Regions from separate parts of the Homo sapiens genome. Here region 1 is linked to region 2. Evidence: chromatin loops called from intact Hi-C (ENCODE). Cell type or tissue: MCF 10A. All regions are shown on one strand. Links, peaks and the distances in the headings refer to the core of each region. The heading gives the core; the rest is flanking DNA.

Region 1 (10,752 bases), core at 2,935-7,934, 58 kb after region 2:
ACTGATTCCTATACTCTGCTCAGGCAGTCTCTTTGTGGTTTACACTCACACACTAAATGTAAGGCCCTGCTGCGTCAGACTTTACTCAAGGCTTGAGAAGATTTGAGAAGATGGAGAGAACAATAGAGGTTTATTGCAATATAAACAACTTACAGTTGAATATTTAATGTCCTGTTCTTAAACTCTCTTAGTTTCTTTTTGACAACTTGGACTGTAGCCTCTTGACATTTTGCTGGGCTCTTTTTACATCTTCACTGACTGCCTTGAACCCGTCTACAACTCTACTCCAAAAAACACCTCTTTCCGTTTTGTAACACTAAGCTATTCAGCTTTATCTGTATCTCTAATTTGGAGTCTAGGGGCAGAGTGCATAGGTTAAAATCCTGAGACTTGTTCTTGGGCTAGTAAACTCTCTAAGCCTCAGCCTTCTCATTTGTAAAATAAGAATATTGGCTCTCCCTCTCCCTCTCCCCCTCCCCCCCTCCCCCTCCCTCCCCCCTCCCCCCCTCCCCCTCCCCCTCCCCCCTCCCCCTCCCCCTCTCCCCCTCCCCCCTCCCCCTCCCTCTCCCCACGGTCTCCCTCTCCCTCTCTTTCCGTGGTCTCCCTCTGATGCCAAGCCGAAGCTGGACTGTACTGCTACCATCTCGGCTCACTGCAACCTCCCTGCCTGATTCTCCTGCCTCAGCCTGCCCAGTGCCTGTGATTGCAGGGGCGCGCCGCCACGCCTGACTGGTTTTCGTATTTTTTTGATGGAGACGGGGTTTCGCTGTGTTGGCTGGGCTGGTCTCCAGCTCCTAACCGCGAGTCATCTGCCAGCCTCGGCCTCCCGAGGTGCCGGGATTGCAGACGGAGTCTCGTTCACTCAGTGCTCAATGTTGCCCAGGCTGGAGTGCAGTGGTGTGATCTCGGCTAGCTACAACCTCCACCTCCCAGCCGCCTGCCTTGGCCTCCCAAAGTGCTGAGATTGCAGCCTCTGCCCGGCCACCACCCCGTCTGGGAAGTGAGGAGCGTCTCTGCCTGGCCGCCCATGGTCTGGGATGTGAGGAGCCCCTCTGCCCGGCTGCCCAGTCTGGGAAGTGAGGAGCGCCTCTTCCCGGCTGCCATCCCATCTAGGAAGTGAGGAGCGTCTCTGCCCCGCCGCCCATCGTCTGAGATGTGGGGAGCGCCTCTGCCCTGCCGCCCCATCTGGGATGTGAGGAGTGCCTCTGCCCGGCCGCGACCCCATCTGGGAGCGTCTCTGCCCGGCCGCCCCGTCTGAGAAGTGAGGAGCCCCTCCGCCCGGCAGCCGCCCCGTCTGAGAAGTGAGGAGCCCCTCCGCCCAGCAGCTGCCCTGTCTGGGAAGTGAGGAGCGTCTCCGCCCGGCAGCCGCCCCGTCCAGGAGGTGGGGGGCAGCCCCCACCCGGCCAGCTGCCCCACCCGGGAGGGAGGTGGGGGGCAGCCCCCGCCCGGCCAGCCGCCCCATCCGGGAGGTGGGGGGCGCCTCTGCCCGGCCGCCCCTTCTGGGAAGTGAGGAGCCCCTCTGCCCGGCCGCCACCCCTTCTGGGAGGTGTACCCAACAGCTCATTGAGAACGGGCCATGATGATGGCGGTTTTGTCAAATAGAAAAGGGGGAAATGTGGGGAAAAGATAGAGAAATCAGATTGTTGCTGTGTCTGTGTAGAAAGAAGTAGACATAGGAGACTCCATTTTGTTCTATACTAAGAAAAATTCTTCTGCCTTGGGATGCTGTTGATCTATGACCTTACCCACAACCCTGTGCTCTCTGAAACATGTGCTGTGTCCACTCAGGGTTAAATGGATTAAGGGCGGTGCAAGATGTGCTTTGTTAAACAGATGCTTGAAGGCAGCATGCTCGTTAAGAGTCATCACCAGTCCCTAATCTCAAGTACCCAGGGACACAAACACTGTGGTAGGCCGCAGGGTCCTCTGCCTAGGAAAACCAGAGACCTTTGTTCACTTGTTTATCTGCTGACCTTCCCTCCGCTATTGTCCTATGACCCTGCCAAATCCCCCTATGCGAGAAACACCCAAGAATGATCAATAAAAAAAAAAAAAATAAAAAAAATAAAGCTTCTACAAAAAAAAAAAAAGAATATTGATAGAACCTCCTTCACACGCAAAGCACTTAGCTCATCTCCTAGCACACTGAGTAAACGTGAGCTACTTTCATTACTATTGGGAATATTTCATCTGGGCTATACAGAGCCTGGAGAACCTGTCTGGACTTCTGTTGATTACCCCTTTCCAGTGCCCAGAACACTTATGTAAAGGGAGAGTGAGGCTTTGAGATTAAGAACACACAGTCTGGGGCCAGGCACAGTGGCTCATGCCTGTAATACCAGTACTTTGGGAGGCCGTGAGGGGTGAAACGCTTGAGCTCACGGGTTTGAGACTAGCCTGGGCAACATGGTGAAACCACATCTCTACAAAAAATACAAAAATTAGGCGTTGCACGGTGGCTCACGCCTGTAATCCCAGCACTTTGGGAGGCCGAGGCGGGTGGATCACAAGGTCAGGAGTTCAAGACCAGCCTGACCAACATGGTAAAACCCTGTCTCTACTAAAAATACAAAAATTAGCCAGGCGTGGTGGTGTGTGCCTGTAATCCCAGCTACTCAGGAAGCTGAGACAGGAGAATTGCTTGAACCCGGAAGGTGGAGGTTGTAGTGAGCCAAGATCGTGCCATTGCACTCCAGCCTGGGAGACAGAGCAAGACTCTGTCCCAAAAATAATAATAATAATAATAATACAAAAATTAGCTGGGTGTGATGGCACGTGCCTGTAGTCCCAGCTACTTGGGAAGCTGAGGTGGGAGGATCACCTGAGCCCAGGAGGCAGAGGTTGCGGTGAGCATTGATTGCACCACCACACTCCAGCCTGGGTGACAGAGTGAGACCCGTCTCAAAAACAAAAACAACACATAGTCTGATGCTGGAATGCCCGTCAACCATAACTGGGGTACAAGATGTTTATTAGGGATCAACACCTGTGGAAGGCAGGGGAAGGAAGCAGGATTGGGCTGAAGCAATCAACCATCCTGGTTTGTATGCAACTGAGGGTTTACTGGGGCAAGGAATGCTAAAATCGGGAGATGACTGAGTAAACTGGGACAGTGGTCACTCTCGTTGAGGAAACTGGTTATAAAGCCTGTGAAGGAGGATCTAAACAGTGAGGATCTGGACAGTGCATCTCTGTGTCTAACGAAAGCACCAGTTTGTGCCTGGGTTTTCTTATCTGCAAAATGGCAACAATAATGGTAAATGCCTGACTGCATTGTTGTGAAGGTTAAATAAGTTGCCATGTGTAAAGTGATTAGAGCAGTGCCCACACAGTAAGCTCCTAAGTATTAGCTATCTTGCCAGATCAAGTGTCCTCCTGTCAGATCCTGAAATTCTTGATCTTTGGTCTCCTTTGTCAAACCACCACACTAGTGTTCATCATTACCTCAGTCTGGTTGTAATGTACAACCAGACTGATTAAATTTGGATTCATGCTGGTTTCTTGATTACAGCCAAAACACTGGGGTAAGAGGGTCTTCCATTTCCCTCTCACTCCCATATTTTGACTGATTCAGGAGACCCCCTCAACTCCTTGTGCTATCCTATTTCTATTATTGAATAATGGAAAGAATTAAGTGAGGAGAAAAGTGACACAGAAGTAAGGGCAGAAGAAATAATTTTTATTTATTTTATTTTATTTTTTGAGACCAAGTCTTGCTCTGACACCCAGGCTGGAGTGCAGTGGCACAATCTTGGCTCACTACAACCTCTGCCTCCCGGGTTCAAGCGATTCTCCTGCCTCAGCCTCATGAGTAGCTGGGATTACAGGCACGTGCCACCACACCCTGTTAAGTTTTGTATTTTTAGTAGAGATGGGGTTTCACCATGTTGGCCAGGCTGGTCTTGAACTCTTGGCCTCAAGTGACCCACCTGCCTTGGCCTCCCAAAGTGCTGGGATTACAGGTGTGAGCCACCACGCCTGGCCCTATTTATTTTCATTTTTATTTTGGAGATAAGGTCTTGCTCTGTCACCCAGGCTGAAGTTCAGTGGCACATTTGTAGGTCACTATAGCCTTGAACTTCTAGGCTCAAGCAATCCTCACACCTCAGCCTCCCAAGTAGCTAGGGCTACAGACTCACACCACCACACCCAGCTAATTTTTAAAATTTCTTGTAGAGCTGTTTTTAAATTTTTTGTAGAGATGGGGTCTTGCTGTGTTGCCCAGGCTGGTCTTGAACTTCTGGCCTCAAGTGGTCCTCCTGCCTCAGCCTCCCAAAGTGTTGGGATTACAAGTGTGAGCCACTGTGCCTAGCTGATTTTTTTTTTTTTTTTTTTTTTGAGACAGAGATTCGCTCTTGTTGCCCAGGCTGGAGTGCCTGGCATGATCTCAGCTCACCGCACCCTCTGCCTCCCGGGTTCAAGCAATTCTCCTGCCTCAGCCTCCCAAGTAGCTGGGATTACAGGCATGTGCCACCACGCCTGGCTAACTTTGTATTTTTAGTAGAGACAGGGATTCTCCATGTTGGTCAGGCTGGTCTCGAACTCCCAACCTCGGGTGATCCGGACGCCTTGGCCTCTCAAAGTGCTGGGATTACAGGTGTGAGCCACAGCACCCAGCCTGAATTTTTAAGTTAAAAGTAGCTTTCAAAAAAAAAAAAAATTAAGTATGAGACTTTGGAAGCCAGAGGGGGATGCATAAAAGGCAGAGTGACTAAAGATCATTTTTAGCCTGGGTAACTTTTGTGATTATGAAGCTGATGAAATAAATGATCCTCACTCTGACTTCTGTTTTCTCCAAAATAAACCATGTTGTGTAATTCCATCAGGTGATCACTGGTTGCTTGTTCCTCCATTCTGAAGAAGCTAAAGCTACTAAAAGTCATGTGAATCACTTTATGAGCAAGAGCAGGAAAGAGCACTAGGTTAAAATTTGGAGTATGACATTTTCAGTATGAGAATACTTCCCTCCCCAAAGAGTTGGACACAAATTACTTTTTATAGCAGCCCTTGGCTTTTCATTTAGCCAGGAGGGAAGTATGAGGTAGCAGGGCTCCACACCCTTTTACCTGGATGACATCCCTCTGTGTCATTTAAACAGATGCTACTTAGAATAAGGAGGTGGGTTATTTACTCTCTATTCTCATCACCTGAACTAAAGCAAGCACGCAAACAAGCCAAGCAAAAGAGCAATCTTAGAAGTCATTTTTTAAAATGCCTAGACCTCTTTTGGCTTGTTCTTCTGTTGAATTCCAAGCATTATTTGTCTAGGTTCCCTTGCCTGAACTGTTGGCAGCAGAGGTGCAATTTTATCCTTGAAGTAGGGTGTTCCGCGGGCACTGAGCCAATGCAGTTGGCTCATTCACTTCCTTCCCTGCTATGTTTCTTCAGGGCTTTCTACATGTCAGAAACCTATTACGCAATGATTCAGAAGAGGATACAGGAAGTATTGTTCCTACTGTAACATTGGCTGCTCACCTCTCTCTAGCCCAAACTGGTTTACTTCACCAAGGAAGCCACAGAGTTTTCTTCATTTCAATTCCTTTCTGATTTCACAGTTACCCATGATGGAAATCTGAAGTAGAAAGGACTTCGGCCAGGTGCAGTGGGCTCATCCCTGAATCCTAGCACTTTGGGAGGCCAAAGTGAGATGATCGCTTGAGCTGAGGAGTGTGAGACCAACCTGGGCAACACAAGGAGATCCCTGTCATTACAAAAAAATAAAAAAAATTAGCCGGGCATGGTGACACACACCTATGGTCCTAGATACCAGGCTGCTGAGGTGGGAGGATCACTTAGACCCAGGAGGCTGAGGCTGCAGTGAGCTGAAATCATGCTACTGCACTGTAGCCTGGGCGACAGAGTGAGACCCTATCTCAAAAAAAAAAAAAAAAAAAAAAAAAGGCAAAAAAGAAAATGCAAGGTGGCTCACACCTGTAATCCCAGCAGTAGTTTGGGAGGATGAGGTGGGTGGATTACTTGAGCCCATAAGTTTGACACCAGCCTGGGCAACATGGTGAAACCTCATTTCTACTAAAAAATACAAAAAAAAAAGCTGGGCATGGTGATGCACACCTGTAGTCCCAGCCACTCAGGAGGCTGAGGTAGGAGGATCACCTGAGTCCAGGAGGTCAAGGCTACAGTAAGCCATGATTGCACCACTGCACTCCAGCCTGGGCCACAGAGTGTGACCCTGTCTCAAAAAAGAAAGAATAATTTGAAAAAGAAAAAGTAAAAAAAAAAAAAAAAAAAAGAAGGACTTCCATGTCCACTTTGTGGGGAAAGTGATTAGGACTTTTGCAGCTTCTGATGGAGAGCCTGGGCTGTCTGTCATGCAGGGCAGGGCTGCTTGTCTGATTTCCACTACCCATGCTGCTGAACTTCTTTTGCGCGGGGGGCCCGGCTAAGCCCTGTCCTAAGGACAGGCACATTCACGTGTTTCCCTTGTGGAGGTGTTGGTGTGCATCACTGCATCCTTTCTCACTCTTCTGGTTCTTCTCAAGAACCAGAGCACACAATTCCTGTCCTAAAATCTTATGATTTGAGGCACCTGGCCCAGGTTAGGGATGCCTACTCTGCATCTCTTTCCAGGAATCATGCAGACACCTTGATCTCAGAGCCCACCCAACTGTGTGAACCATTCCCAGGAAGCCTAAAGATCCTGTTTCTTTGTAATGAGCCAGACCTGCCTGTCCTTACAGGCATCTCCACACAGGCTCAGGGTTCTGATCAGAACAGTAATGGGGCAAAGGGGACCTGCACTGGAAATGTGTGTGCACAATCATGACAGAGGATGGTCTCTGCGCAGAAAGCCTGCCAGAAACCAGAGGGAAGAGAAAGAGAGAGCTGCAGGTTCAGACTTCTCCCTTCTATCATGCGACTCAAAGATCCTCTTACCAGCTGGAGGGGTGCCCAGCCCAGCTTCTCATTCAAGGACACAGGAGATAAAATGACTGGGTTGGTGTTTAAGCAGATGATTCACTCACCTTTTTATAGTCAGGAGGACGCAGGAAAGTTTTATTCTTTCCATACATTTTGTACTTTATCCTTACATTCTATTGATTAAAATGAGAAAAATGAAAAAGAAAGCGCAATATCTGGGAAAATTCTTTCATATGCTGCAGACTCAAATTTATTGTATCCCCATAAACCAAAATCATCTTATCTCAGAACTGCTTGAGCTTTATAATTAATGCATTGTTAAGGTTTCACATTGACTATACCTGTACCATGAGACTTCTTATATCCTACAAAGATGATTGGATAGATTCAATATCTTTTTCCCTCACTACCTCTTTTTTTCACTCTCCACTTTCAATATAACCACTGCTAAATGATCTGACAATCGATTTCATATACATAAAAACATGGTGCTTAGTTCCATGTTTTTATGTATATGAAACTCTGGGGTGTAGGGGAAGAAGACGTGTAAGAAGGTATTCTGGCAAAGACACGCTGTGTCAGTTCCCTCTGGATGTTTTGTAAAACTGGTTGTGAGAAAATATAAGAGAGGGTAGACACTGCATGACAGTGATGGAAACAGGCATTGATGAAGGAACCATCTCCCTGAAAGCCATCTATCTTCCAAGTACATCCTGAGTCACGTTTCTCCTCCACATCTCCTGCTATTCCTCCTCATGTAGCTTGCCTGCCTACCACATCCTCAAGATTTGTCTCTTTTCTCATCTAAGGTTCAGCTACAGATACGAAGAGTAAACTGAGACCCTCAGATACCTTTTCCATGGTCAAAGCTCCCCAGAATGCATCTTCAACTTGAAATCAAACTTAAAGGGCTTACCTGCCTTCCCTGTAAATTCTTTTGGGCCACTTGGGCAGCTTGTGAAATCTGTCCCTCAGAACATTGCTGGGTGCCTCTGTCACATTCACCAGTTTTTCCTTTCTTTGTCCTTTGATGACTTTTGAAAAATGTACAAGGGTTCACTATACAAGGGGCAAACCATGTTTCCAAAAGACATCATAAAACTGAATCAAAAAACAAAACAAAACAAAACAAAAAAAAAACAAAAAAACAATGAAAATCTTGTACCTACAGAACTCTAAGGCATTTTTTGTAATTTTTCTAGAGAAGAGATGTTTAAATGCTATATGCAGAACTCAATCTGTGGACATAATATTGGTTTATGATCTTTTATGAACCATAAGCTGGAACTGTTAAAATAAATTCAGGTGGACAGATGCCAAATGACAAAGCTGGGGTGGAAAGTGGTGGCAAGAAGGGATTTTTACTGCTCCATTTCCTCACAGAAAAACTCCACCCAATAATTTCTGCAAAGCAAGACTAAAATACATTGAATCCTCTGCTGATCTCTAAAATCTTGAGCTTCTGCATTAAGGTGAGGAACATATCCTGATTGAAGTCATTAAAATAAACACTGGTACAAGTGCCCGGAGAAAGCTGGCAGTGGTACTGCTGAGAAATTCCCTAATTTGTTCCATTTTCCTAAGACTCAGTGCTTGTGCTGACATTCAGAATCTACGTGCCAAAGAAGTTCCTGTATTCTGTTAACAGACAAATACACTGGGGTGTAGGAGAAGAAGACGTGTAAGAAAGTATTCTGGCAAAGGCACACTGTGTCAGCATAAATTTTATAGGACAAGTTGACTGTTTTAGGCCATACTTTTCTAGTTGTTGAAAAATACCATTATAACAACAACTGTGAAACATTGAAAAATAAAAATAATGCTTCAGAAGTCCACCAGCTTGATCCTAAACTGTTCTGACTGGCTTGAATGATGACTAGGTACAGCCAGTGATATCTATTTGCAGATGTCAATTTGTGTGACTTGATTTGCACGAGGGGAGAGGAGAGAGAAGCCTGTGATTTGGAAAAAGAATAAAGAAACAAAAAAGAGCCGAGCACAGTGGCTCACGCCTGTAATCCCAGCACTTTGGGAGGCCGAGGCAGGCGGATCACGAGGTCAGGAGATGGAGACCATCCTACTAACACAGTGAAACCCTGTCTCTACTAAAAATATAAAAACAAAAATTAGCCGGGTGTGGTGGCGGGGGTGCCTGTAGTCCCAGCTACTCGGAAGGCTGAGGCAGGAGAATGACGTGAACCCAGGAGGCGGAGCTTGCAGTGAGCAGAGATCGCGCCACTGCACTCCAGCCTGGGCGACAGAGCGAGACTGTGTCTCAAAAAAAAAGAGAGAGAGAGAGAGAGAAAGAAAGAGAAGAAAGAAAGAAATAAAGAAGGAAGGAAGGAAGGAAAGAAAGAAAAAGAAAGAAAGAAAGAAAGAAAGAAAGAAAGAAAGAAAGAAAGAAAGAAAGAAAGAAAGGAAGGAAGGAAGGAAGGAAGGAAGGAAGAGAGAGAGAGAAAGCAAGCAAGCACCCTGTTTGATTCCTCAGCTCATTCCCAGTACACACCTCTGAGCCCCAGAGACAAAAGGGCTTCATACAGTTGTTAAAGGAAGCATTTTTATGAGAGACATCTGTAAGGCAAATGGGCCTACATTGTGGTGCTGGGTCGAGGGGTGACATGGAGTGAAAGCATTAGGAGGCAGCACACATTTATCGTGGACAACAGTCTTGTCATGCTTGGCACTGACATAGGTATGGACCTGCAAATGGCTTCTTGGGCCATAGCCAACAACATAGGAGGCAAAACAGAGGAATATGAGAGAACTGTTTGTGAGCACATATGAGATCATCCTTGGGGATTCTGGGAGAGACATCGGGTGAGGCTGGAAAACCTGCATTATGTAGGTTGAAACAAGAGCCAGTAAAATTTAGGATTTGTCATTAATGTGACCAAATTGGCTGGGCACAGTGGCTCACACCTGTAATCCCAGCACTTTGGGAGTTTGAGGCTGGTGGATCACCTGAGGTCAGGAGTTTGAGACCAGCCTGGCTAACATGGTGAAACCCGTCTCTACTAAAAATACAAAAAATTAGCTGGGCCTGGTGATGGTGATGGGCACCTGTAATCCCAGCTACTCAGAAGGCTGAGGCAGGAGAATCACTTGACCCCGGGAAGTGGAGGTTGCAGTGAGCTGAGATTGTGCCACTGCATCCAGCCTAGGCAACAAGAGCAAAACTCCATCTCAAAAAAAAAAAAAGTGACCAAATTTATATCTACAGGCTGGGGAAACATGATGAACAAGAAAAATAAATCACTTTTTTTTTTTCTCTAGACGGAGTCTTGCTGTGTTGCCCAGGCTGGAGTGCAATGGCGTGATATCAACTCACTGTAACCTCCACCTCCCGAGTTCAAGTGATCCTCCTGCCTCAGCCTCCCAAGTAGCTGGGATTACAGGCGCCAGCCAGTGCACCCAGCTAATTTTTGTATTTCTATTAGAGATGAGGTTTCACCATGTTGGCCAGGCTGGTTTCAAACTCCTGACCTCGTGATCTGCCTGTCAGCCTCCCAAAGTGCTGGGATTACAGGCGTGAGCCACCATGGCTGGCCAATAAATCACTTTTAAGACTTTTTTTTTTTTTGAGATGCAGTCTCACTCTGTCACCCAGGCTGGAGTGCAATGGCACAATCTTGGCTCACTGCAACCTCCGCCTCCTGGGTTCAAGCGATTCTCCCACCTCAGCTTCCCAAATAGTTGGGATTACCGGCACCCGCCATCATGCCTGGCTAATTTTTTGGTATTTTTGTGGAGATGGGGATTTCACCATGTTGGCCAGGCTGGTCTTGAACTCCTGATCTCAGGTGATTCTCCCACCTCAGCCTCCCAAAGTGCTGAGATTACAGGCGTGAGTCACCGTGCCCGGCCCACTTTTGT
Region 2 (10,752 bases), core at 3,123-8,122:
GGTGTTATTATTACCATTTTATAGAAATGGTAAAGAAACGGAGGCTCAAAAAAGTTAGATGCCTGCTTAAGATCACTGAGCCAGTTAGAGTGAGAGATGGACTTGAGTCTAGAACTGTCCCTCTGCCAAATTCCTGCTCTTATTTCTTCATTAACGAGTGAATGAATGGGGGTTAATGATACCTGTGCGATGAGTCATCCCCAGACCCCCAGGTGCTACTAACACTGCTTCCCAACCCTCGCCTGGGGTTGGCAGGGCTTTTTTAATTCACTGGATAGTCCCTAACAGGGCTGGCATTAACCCATAGACAATAGAGAAGTGGCCTTGGCATTAGTTTGTGAGATATTCTCTCTGCTCAGATAACCTCCAGGGCAAAAGTGAATGCCACTGCGTGCTTCCTCTGTCCTTAAGCATGACCACACCCATAAGGGCGAAGCAGACTCCTGAACTCACCCAAGCTTTTTCCTTAGAATGTCTTCCCCGTCATCTGCCTGACAAATGCCTGATCATCCTTCAGGATGCCTTCCTCAGCTCCCTCAGGCAGAGCTACTCACTCATTCTTCAGCTACTGCAAACTGAGTAGGGACTACACATTGTGGGGTCTAAAGTAATCAAAAGTCTCTACCCTTCAGGAACAGCAAGCCAAACAGGGAAGAAAAGAGACCAGCTGCAGTGGCTCACACCTGTAATCCCAGCACTTTGAGAGGCTGATGTGGGTGGATCACTTGAGGTCAGAAGTTTGAGACCAGCCTGGCCAACATGGTGAAACCCCGTCTCTACTAAAAATACAAAAATTAGCCGGGTGCGGTGGCGTGTGCCTGTAATCCCAGCTACTCAGGAGGCTGAGGCAGCAGAATCGCTTGAACCCAGGAGGTGGAGGTTGCAGTGAGCTGAGACTGAGCAGTGCACTCCAGCATGGGTGACAGAACAAGACTCTGTCTCAAAAAAAAAAAAATTAAATTAAATTATATATATATATATATCCCTTTTAAATAAGTTTAAATAAAAAGAGAGTTTATTGGAAAAATACATGGAAATTTCCTAGAACTCTAAATTGGGCAACACAGCCAGGCCTCAAGAGAGACAAGAACCAGGTACAGATATTAGGAACCAAAGCTTATTTTTGTTCTCTCTCTCTCCACATGTTCTTTCATCTCTGCTTCTGTCTTCTCTCTCTTCTCTCTCACTCTGAAAATACTAGCATCCTCTCTTCATTTGCACATGCATGAGCCAAACATAGATGCCCACATCTGATTTGTTTTTCCAAAATAAACAAAAAATTATAGTGACAATGAAATTTTTTTGACATTTTTGAAAATCCCTTTAGTGGCTTGCTTAATAAATGACAATTGAATCCCTACATCTGCTTCTACATTCAATCTGTTGTGATATACTATTTCAGTTGAAGTATATAAAGAAAATTCAGTCTCACAGAGAAATGTAGCTTAAAAAGAGTAAAGTATTTGTGGATAATTTTTGACAATACACCAAAACTCAACATGTGGTAGTTTCTTAAAGTTTAATTGCAATGTGGAATCTGAATTCATATAAAAGAAATTGTCTTTTTTACCATAACATTAAAATCCGCTAGTCTGTCTTGCACTTTGATTAGATCTTTAACCTGCACATTTGTCATTCATAAAATATTGGTTCACTGAGTTATACATCTCATCTTCCTAATGTTGACACATTTTATACAAATATATTTCTTAAATCTCATTTGTTGATATCACCACTGATCCCTTCAGAAAGGTCTTTAAGTATTGAAAAGCTATCAAGCTCACAGTGACAGATACAAGTTTTACAAAATTCTAGTTTTCGTTTGGAAACACAAATTCTAACATTGGCACAGAAAAAAAATGTTGTTGGTTGTTTTTCTTGAAGTGACAGGATAATCTGGTTCATTTTCAAGAAAATGTCTGCCAAATACCTGGTTTGAGACATCATAGTTTGTGCAGTCAAGTAGTAATGGTACTCCTTGAAAAAAAGCCATTAGTTTTAGTTCACCACGCAAGCAATTACTTAAGTGGTTTTCCCAGACAATTGCCTACTTCAGCATGCAGTAGATATGATGTATGCATTTTTTCCATTTCATCACACAGAATGTGAAAAAGACATGTACCCAAAAGTCAAGTTTTAATGAAATTAATTATTTTTACTGCTTCATCAGGGACATTATTAAGTAACACTGGCTTTTGCTTTTATTTTTTCCTTATTTTTTCTTACTGTGAGTGCATGGTAGTGAGAAATGTAACAACCACAGTAAGTGCTATTGCCTTGATTCATGCTAAGATGCCAGCAGTATTCCCCATCACTGCTGTTATTCCATATGTGAAAAAGCACACTTAAAAAAAAAAGGCGGCCAGGCGCGATGACTCACACCTGTAATCCCAGCATTTTGGGAGGCCAAGGTGGGTGGATCACAAGGTCAGGCATTCGAGACCAGCCTGGCCAACATGGTGTAACTCTGTCTCTACTAAAAATACAAAAATTAGCCAGGCGTGGTGGCATGTGCCTGTAATCCCAGCTACTCGGGAGGCTGAGACAGGAGAATCGCTTGAACCCAGAAGGCAGAGGTTGCAGTGAGCCAAGATGGCACCACTGCACTCCAGCCTGGGTGACAGAGTGAGACTCCATCTTTAAAAAAAAAAAAAAAAAAGGCAGATATCCTCTTAGCCTTGTTATCAAAATGGTTTTAACTTCTTGGACCCCATGAAAGAGTCTTGGGGTCCCCAGGGGCCCATGGACCACATTTTGAGAACTGAAATTCTAAACCATTCAAATTCAAGTTTCTGTTTTTGTTTTTGTTTTATTTGAGACAGGGCCTTGCTCTGTTGTCCAGGCTGGAGTACAGTGGCACAATCCTGGCTCACTGCAGCCTCGACCTTCTGGGCTCAAGCAATCCTTTCACCTCAGCCTCCTGAGTAGCTGGGACTACAGGCTTGCACCACCATATCTGGCTAATTTTTTGTTTTTATAGAGACACGGTCTCACTATGTTGCCCAAATTGGACAACTTAAGTGATTAATAAACTCCTTTGGTCCCAATTTCCATATCTAGATAGGAAAAATTTACATGGCCCAGCTCGGGTTAAGTGTCTGCCCCAGCCCTCAGTGTGGACAGGTGTGTGATCATGTGGGCCACTGTCCACTTAATAAGGATTATGGGACCAGACAGTTGGAAAAGGAGTGAACAAATCTGACAGAGCTGAGATTCAGGATAGGGTGGGGTTAAGCACCTCCACGAGCTTAAAAAAGAGTTGGAATGGCCAGGGAATTCAGCAGGAATATATCTTGGAACCTTGCCACAACACTATTAACAACTGAAGTGTGTATAGTTTTACAGATTCTAAAATGCTTTCACACGCATCACCTCATTTAATCCTTCCAACAGCCCTGTGAGATAAGCATTCCTACCACTCTACAAATATAGAAACAAAAGCTTAGGCCGGGCTCGGGTGGCTCACTTTGCCACCCAGCACTTCGGGAGGCCGAGGCGGGCAGATCACCTGAGGTCAGGAGTTCAAGACCAGCCTGGCCAACATGGTAAAACCCCATCTCTACTAAAAATACAAAAAAAAAAAAAAAATTAGCCAGGCCTGGTGGCGGGCGCCTATAATTATAATCCCAGCTACTCGGGAGGCTGAGGCAGGAAAATCGCTTGAACCCGGAAGGCAGAGGTTGCAGTGAGCCGAGACCGTGCCATTGCACTCCAGCCTGGACAACAACAGTGAAACTCTGTCTCAAAAAAAAAAAAAAATAGAAATTAGATCTTTGGACTTTAAGCAAAGGACTCACTCACCTACAGCACAGCTGTCTGCCAAGCTGCGGAAATTACACTCTAGGTGATCAACAGGTGCTCAAAAATTTGGAACAAGCATCCTGTACCTGATGAGGGTGGGGGTAAAAGAAGAAAGACTTAGGGCTCCCTGCCTAGAAGTTAAAGTTCAGAAAAGGGAATGGAGCCAGAGAGTCAGGGATTCCCCCACTTTCCTGAATTCTGGATAACTGGGTGCAGTGAAGACCCTGTGGTCTAACTCGTGTTAGGTCACTCCACCAACTCTCACGGGACAAGGAGCCTTCACTCCATGCCATCGTCACTACCAGTAAAGTGCAACTTTATGTGAGAAAAGAATACTGCTCTTGAAGAATCAAGTGTGAAAGTGTTATTTTTCTATTAACTATCTAATGTGAATTATTGTGCTCAGACTAGGAACTAAAGCTTAGACTTTGTTACATTATAAACATTTTTTTTTCTACAGTAGACCAGCTGGAGGACCTCCCACATGAGAAAGAAATGTCCAGTCTAAACAGAGAGGCATCCATTTAGGGAGCCTGGCTTTGAACCTTTCCCTGACACAATCCAGTTTCCCCTAACCCCTTTCACCCAGTATGGGTTTCTAGAATATTATTTCAAGTGTGCTGAGCCAAGAGGAAATGAAGATTAAAGTTAAGAAGGAAACTAACAGTTTGCTTTTAAAATACACAAGCAAAGCCTGGCTTTTCATAAGAGATCCAGGCTCTGAGTTCCAAAGCAAATCCAGTGAAATACCACCATGAAACGGAATTGATAATTTCCCAGAATTAGGGGTCCAATATGGGGATCACGAGCAACTTGTGAATGTTGAGATCTGAAATGTAGCTAGTCTGAATTGAGATTACACTGTACATGGAAGATACACATCAAATTTCGAAGACAGTACAAAAACTATGTAAAATACCTTATTAATAGTTTTATATTGATTACATGTTGAAATAATATTTTAGATATATTGAGTTAAATAAAATATATTATTCAAGTCAAGTTCACCTATTTCATTTACTTCTTTAATGCGGCTACTATATAATTTAAAATTCTATATGTGTCTCATGTTGTATTTCTATCAACAGCACTTGCGTATGGGGGTCAATTAAACAGCCCTGCTAACCCCTCCACATTCAGCTCTTCCTCATTTTTATTCAGAACCACATCATTTTGTTTTCTCATTAATTTTTAAATTCCTACTTACATTTTGATAAAAAAAAATTTTGAAGGGCAACTTAGTTAAATTTAGGCAAGTTGAGATGATAAAAAAAAATAGAAGAGGGAAAAGATCCAAATCCCAAGGTCTCTTTGTTTACTGAGAATGTAAAAAACAAACAAACAAAAAAAACCTGCTCATCTGTTTCCCTCTCTTGATAAAGAGAGGGATGTACTTATCTACATGACAAATTGCTGTCTCTCCTAGAAAATAAATAATGTAATCATGACAGATTAGTTCCTATTTGACATTCATTAAAAATGAGTCTGTTGAATTTAAGATCTCCCACCACATATTAGCAGATGCTCAAAAAGCTAGAACGAATTACCGGCTAAATGCTATGACTTTGTGAAAATAAATCTCAGTAAGTTCTTACCCAGGGAGTTAAACTACTGGATATAGGGAGAATGGAAGGAAGACGAGGTGGGGGTTGTGATGGGAAGGTTTTAGTTGCTGTGCAACTACTCAGTCACATTCAAATATTTTAGAAAAGTTAAATGGTATTTGGGAAGTCTAGAGAAATTTTATGTCTTTGCCTCTAGCCTTAAACAAATCTTCACTTTAGCAGACTTGAAGGTTAGGATAAAGGTTAACAAAGAACCAGGCTAATCATTTGGTGACACTAGCTGGAATACAGAGCAATACCATAGAAACCCAAGGGTTGGGGAGATGTGGGGCAGTTGCAAAACTTGTTGCAATTCTCTACAGGATCATGAGATTGCCCCTCCCAGGTTCCTACTGTCTCAAAGATGACCTTCCCCAACAGCTCCCAGGAGTGACTCATTGCTTTCTGTTGAGCCTCTCCACCTCTCCACACTCATCAGAGGCTTAATAATTACTTTATTGAACAAAGCAGGAAAACATGAGTCCAGATGAAAGTTCGAATCTTTATTAACCAATCCTCCCAGCTTTGCTTTTACCCATCCTTTATCCTGTCCCTGGAGAGGATTCCTCCTTTTTTATTGTTTCCTACTGCCTGCTGGATTTGCTCAAGGTATGTGAATTGCTGTGCAGTTTTCCCACCTGGTCCATCTTTGGCAACCTCCAGGTAGCATTTTCCAACACCATAACCCTTCTCCTCCTGCCTGTGTCTGTGATCCCTCCCTGCTCCCTGGGCAACGACCCTAGTTTGCAAGTTACTGCTTGTCAATGGGCTGGAGTTTTGTTAGGATGTTTTGAAATGAAACAAATCCCTCCCCCAAGGAAACTGACTCAGCAAAGATTATTACAAATGTCCCACAGTTTACAATCATGGGAAAGGGAAATTAGAATTGAGATTTATTCAGAAGATCCCACTTGTCAGAATTATGCAACTGATTTTAAAATATTTTAAAGAAGCCATTAGAAAAATAAAAATACTCCTTAAATTTAAATGGGTATGTGCTACAAAAATACTTAAATCTGTACAAACACAAATTTTAGCACCTAATCACATACTTTCAAAGTATGCTGCAAAATGTATATAATTAATCTTAACTCACGCTAAGATAAGGAAATCAGTATTACCAATCCTGCTACATTTTACAAATGGAGAAACTTCGCCACAGTAAGGTTTTACAAGGTGTCCAAAGCACAGAGAACTAGCATGAATTAGCCAGGGTGGCTTATTGAGGGTCAACACCAGACCAAAGATTATGGAGGCAAAAAAAAGAAAGAGGAAAAAAAGAGGATCAGGGGGATACACGGAAAAACAAAAGAAACCACCCTGAAACCTAAACCATTCCCTGGAGTGAACATGAGCCCAAAGTTTTCTTTCACAGAATGCTCAACCTTGAAGTAAGTGCAAAGAGTACATTCATACAAATGGACCAAATTGGACCAGTGGGTTCTAGAAGACAATCTTTCTTGCCTGAGAATACCCTATCTTAGCCCACATTGCCTTTTGCAGAGCTTTCTTTCCTTCTTCCAAAACATTTTTCTCTCTTCACAGTTCTTTATTTGAAAAGCTGTGGGAGACATTATAGGCTGGTAGCTAAGAACAGAAGAATCAGAAAACAGTGGGCTCAAAACCTGGTTCCACTGCTTACTAGCCATGCTGAATGCAGAAAAATTCTTAACCTTCTAAAATTGCTGGTTTACCTACAAAATGGGATGATAATAGTATCTACTTCTTAGGATTGCCGAAATGATTCAACAACATAATATTCATAAAATGTTTAGCATGGTCCCTGACCTGTTCTCAATAAATGATAATAATTACCATAATTCTGTCTTAAAACAAGAAATTCCAGCTTCTCAGACAACAAGGAGAGCAGCCAAAACATACACTGACAGGTTTTAAGGGATTTTAAGAAATTCTGCTGGGCACGGTGGCTCACTCCTGTAATCCCAGCACTTTGGGAGGCCCAGGCAGGCGGATCACCTGAGGTCAGGAGTTCGAGACCAGCCTGGCCAACATGGTGAAAACCCATCTCTACTAAAGATACAAATATCAGCTAGGCATGGTGGCGGGTGCCTGTGGTCCCAGCTACTCCAGCGGCTGAGGCAGGAAAATGGCTTGAACCCAGGAGGCGGAGGTTGCAGTGAGCTGAGATTGCGCCACTGCGCTCCAGCCTGGACGACAGAATGAGATTCCATCTCAAAAAAAGAAAAAATTCTAAGTTGGTTTGCAAGTTTGGAACCACCTGAGAAATAGACATAGAAATCAGACAGATGGAGATCAGAACATCAATTTGGTTACCAGTAAGAGCATGGATAGTAGAACATGGCTTTGATGAATGGCCACAGCAGGCTTCTATGGCTTTACCTCTGACTTAAGACAAGGCCCACCACATGCCTGTTCCTCAAAGGCAGGCCCCTTAAAACACAACAGAGAGCAGAATAGGCAGGAGGGTCTTTAAGAGAGAAAAGAAGAGGCTGTATAGAGCAAGCTCAGTTTTTCCTTCCAGGGATGGAGAGAGGCCAAGAGTACAACTCTAACAAGTTCTTCCACAGGGAAAGATAAACAGTAGAGAGAGTGTTCTCACCCTACCCCATCCCCAACGAGAAAGTATTTTCTCATTGGGGTTGCTCTACAAAAAATGCCTTGACTCCCCTGTCCCGCCAAGACATCTTCCTGCCCTAGTGTTCTCTTTTTCTTGTCCCTTCTTATCCTCCATAGTATGATTCTCCAGGTTTATTCAGGTTCAGATCAACACTCCCATATTCTGCTCCTTGAATTCTGTCCTGATGCAGTAATAGCATACAAAGATATTCACTTGCAAAGGCTTTAATTTTCATAGTCCTTTGCTCCTCACAAGTATGCCCTCACAACAAAACCCAGTTTAGAAGAACATAGTGAGAGTAAGAATATACCAAAAAGAAAGGAACCTGGAAAATATAGTATTGAGTCATCCAATCATTCCTGAGTACCCGATATGTGAATTTAGGGTGTTGTGAATGTGGCTGTGAACAAGACAGAATCCTGCCTTTTTCCCATGGGTCTTCCACTTGATGTGGGAGAAACAGGGAAGGCTATCCAAAGAGGTTTATCTTCACCTGCATGGAATAAACCAAAGACCTCAGTTCCCTCCCACCTCTTCCACTAACTGCCTGTGTGACAAAGTGTCTCTAGGCCTTCGTCAAATAAGGTATTAAAATCAGAAATAGAGGCTGCTGATTCAAAGTTCTCAAAGGTTTCCCTCTTCCTTGGATCTTTCCAAAGAGAGTCTCTTCTAGACAGTGGTGAGATCAAATACAAACATAGGTGACTTAGCAGGTGTCCTAGACAGACACTGTTGGGAAACAAAGGAATCCACAAGTCAGATACCACTTACTTTTATTTTAGACAAAACTCCTTCAAGCTCAGTGATCCTTTTTCTAAAGCCAAAGCGGATGGTGCAGCAAATTGAAAGAAGAAACTATAGATGCAAGGACAGAAGGAAGAAGCAAAAAACCATAATGGAAATGTCTGACTTAAATATTCCTGTAAAACCTTACCATGTAGAGGAGAAACAAAAGGGGAAAGATATGTTTTCAAGAAAATTAAAATTAGAAATGTTTGGTACTTTAAGGAGTAAATTTCTCTATTCTGGAATATTAATCTGTATTCCCTCATATGCAATTTACCCAGTGAATTTGCAGTTGATTTCTTTCCCAGAAGTTGCAGGCTCAAATGCTTCATGAGTCAAACAAGTAACAAATATGTAAAGTGGCTGTAGGGGGTTCAAACTCAAAACACAATAGAAACTCAAACTCAGAGCTGTTTTAAAATTGCCGAGGTCAGATTTCCGACCCCTATCTTTTTTTTTTTTTTGAGATGGAGTTTTGCTCTTCTTACCCAAGCTGGAGTGCAATGGCGTGATTTGGCTCACTGCAACCTCCACCTCTCGGGTTCAAGTGATTCTCCTGCTTCAGCCTCCCAAGTATCTGGGATTACAGGCGCACGCCACCACAGCCGGCTAATTTTTTGTATTTTTAGTACAAACGGGGTTTCACCATGTTAGCCAGGCTGGTCTCAAACTCCTGACCTCAGGTGATCTGCCCACTTCGGCCTCCCAAAGTGCTGGGATTACAGGCATGAGCAACTGTGCCCGGACTTTTGACCCCTATCTTAATCAATGTTTAGGGGAGAGAAAGGTACTCCCTGAACTTGACAGTAACGTCACCCTCTGAGAGTGACCCTAGTAGGAATCAACACATAACAGATGAGATGAACCACGAATAGAAATCACCTGTCCTGTAATTGGTCTGTAAATGTATGGTTGAGAAGATCCACTCTCTCTAGTCTTAGTCAAGGTAACTAGGGCAAAGTCTCAGGGAGACAAGACTGATTGAAATTAACGAGGCAGGAAGGGAAATTGCTGGGTTGCCTTTCCTACAACCATTCCTTTCCTCTTTTTCACCAAACCTGCCTCCCGTAAGAGGCTGTGAAAATGTTAGATACTGCCATTCACAGCCTCTCTTGCAGCTAAGAGTAAAAAGGTGATACTGTTCTAGCCAAGAAAACATGAGGGGAAATCTGCAGAGCAACATCTGGAAAATTTATTCTCTGTGATAATAACAACCACAAGAAGAAGGTTTATCCCTTTGCTGGGCACAGAGATTAAGGGGGAAATGGAGACTCTTCAAAGAAAGCACAGGCCAAAACCACATAATTTGAACTTCAAAAGGGTTATTACAAATCTATGTTTACTCTTGGAGAATGCCTTATAGATCAAAGGTTGTATCTAACCCTTTAGACACTCCAAATCAAACACTACAGAAAATTTAAAAATCATGAAACCAGGTTTGGAAAAAATAAAAATTCCAAAAGAAAACTATCATACTCACTCAGAAAAGAGTTGACAGTGAAGAGTTTGCCCTGGGACATTGAAGATCCCCAGAGAGGCCTAGAACAATCTTTATGGAGATGCTCCAGCTGAATTAGATATCCTGTTTACAGCAAATATCATGATGGATTTTGCAACTGCAGTTGATGATCTCTGTCAAAGTATTAGGTCAAAGCAAAATATAACAAAACTTTAACCACTTCTTCAGCTTTCTCCACATTAAAAAGGAACAACAAGAGACCATTCCAACATAAGAGTCACCTGTTATTTGCCACTTCAGATCCTCTCAGCCTTACCTTTCTCTGTGGCCTCTGACCTCTTGTTCCAGCTCAGCCCATATTGTGGCAGCCAACTCTGTGTAAATTTCAACCAACTTCACTCAGTGCATGCCAATAGCACCTCACTTCATGCACACCTCTGACATCCTGTCCCGCAGCTTTCCCGTTGATGCTGGGTATGTCTGCATATGTACATTCAGGGAGT

What was found. A loop is a pair of places that touch in the nucleus more often than their neighbours do. Peaks named below come from ENCODE experiments on the same cell type or tissue, not always from the same donor. Only the 100,000 strongest peaks of a DNase experiment are listed, where the experiment ranks them.
Region 1: it touches region 2 in a loop (9-fold over the local background); 7 of 110 quality-filtered maps call a loop at or near these places.

The regions. Positions count from the first base shown.
Region 1 is chr6:87,726,653-87,737,404 of GRCh38, reverse strand. No RefSeq gene overlaps it. Among named protein-coding and RNA genes, the nearest start is that of AKIRIN2, 30 kb to the right of the region's middle. RefSeq lists enhancers at 138-187, 268-327, 1,449-2,113, 5,498-5,647. In MCF 10A, for the core only: no CTCF peak of the experiment used is centred there; DNase peaks (open chromatin) are centred at 4,944, 5,344 and 6,894.
Region 2 is chr6:87,784,781-87,795,532 of GRCh38, reverse strand. It overlaps LOC101928911 (a long non-coding RNA gene), which reads right to left and starts at 10,673. Exons shown (of 5, transcript NR_110869.1): 1 at 10,566-10,673; 2 at 10,271-10,422. RefSeq lists a cis regulatory region at 10,127-10,138 and an enhancer at 10,060-10,204. In MCF 10A, for the core only: no CTCF peak of the experiment used is centred there; DNase peaks (open chromatin) are centred at 5,752 and 6,172.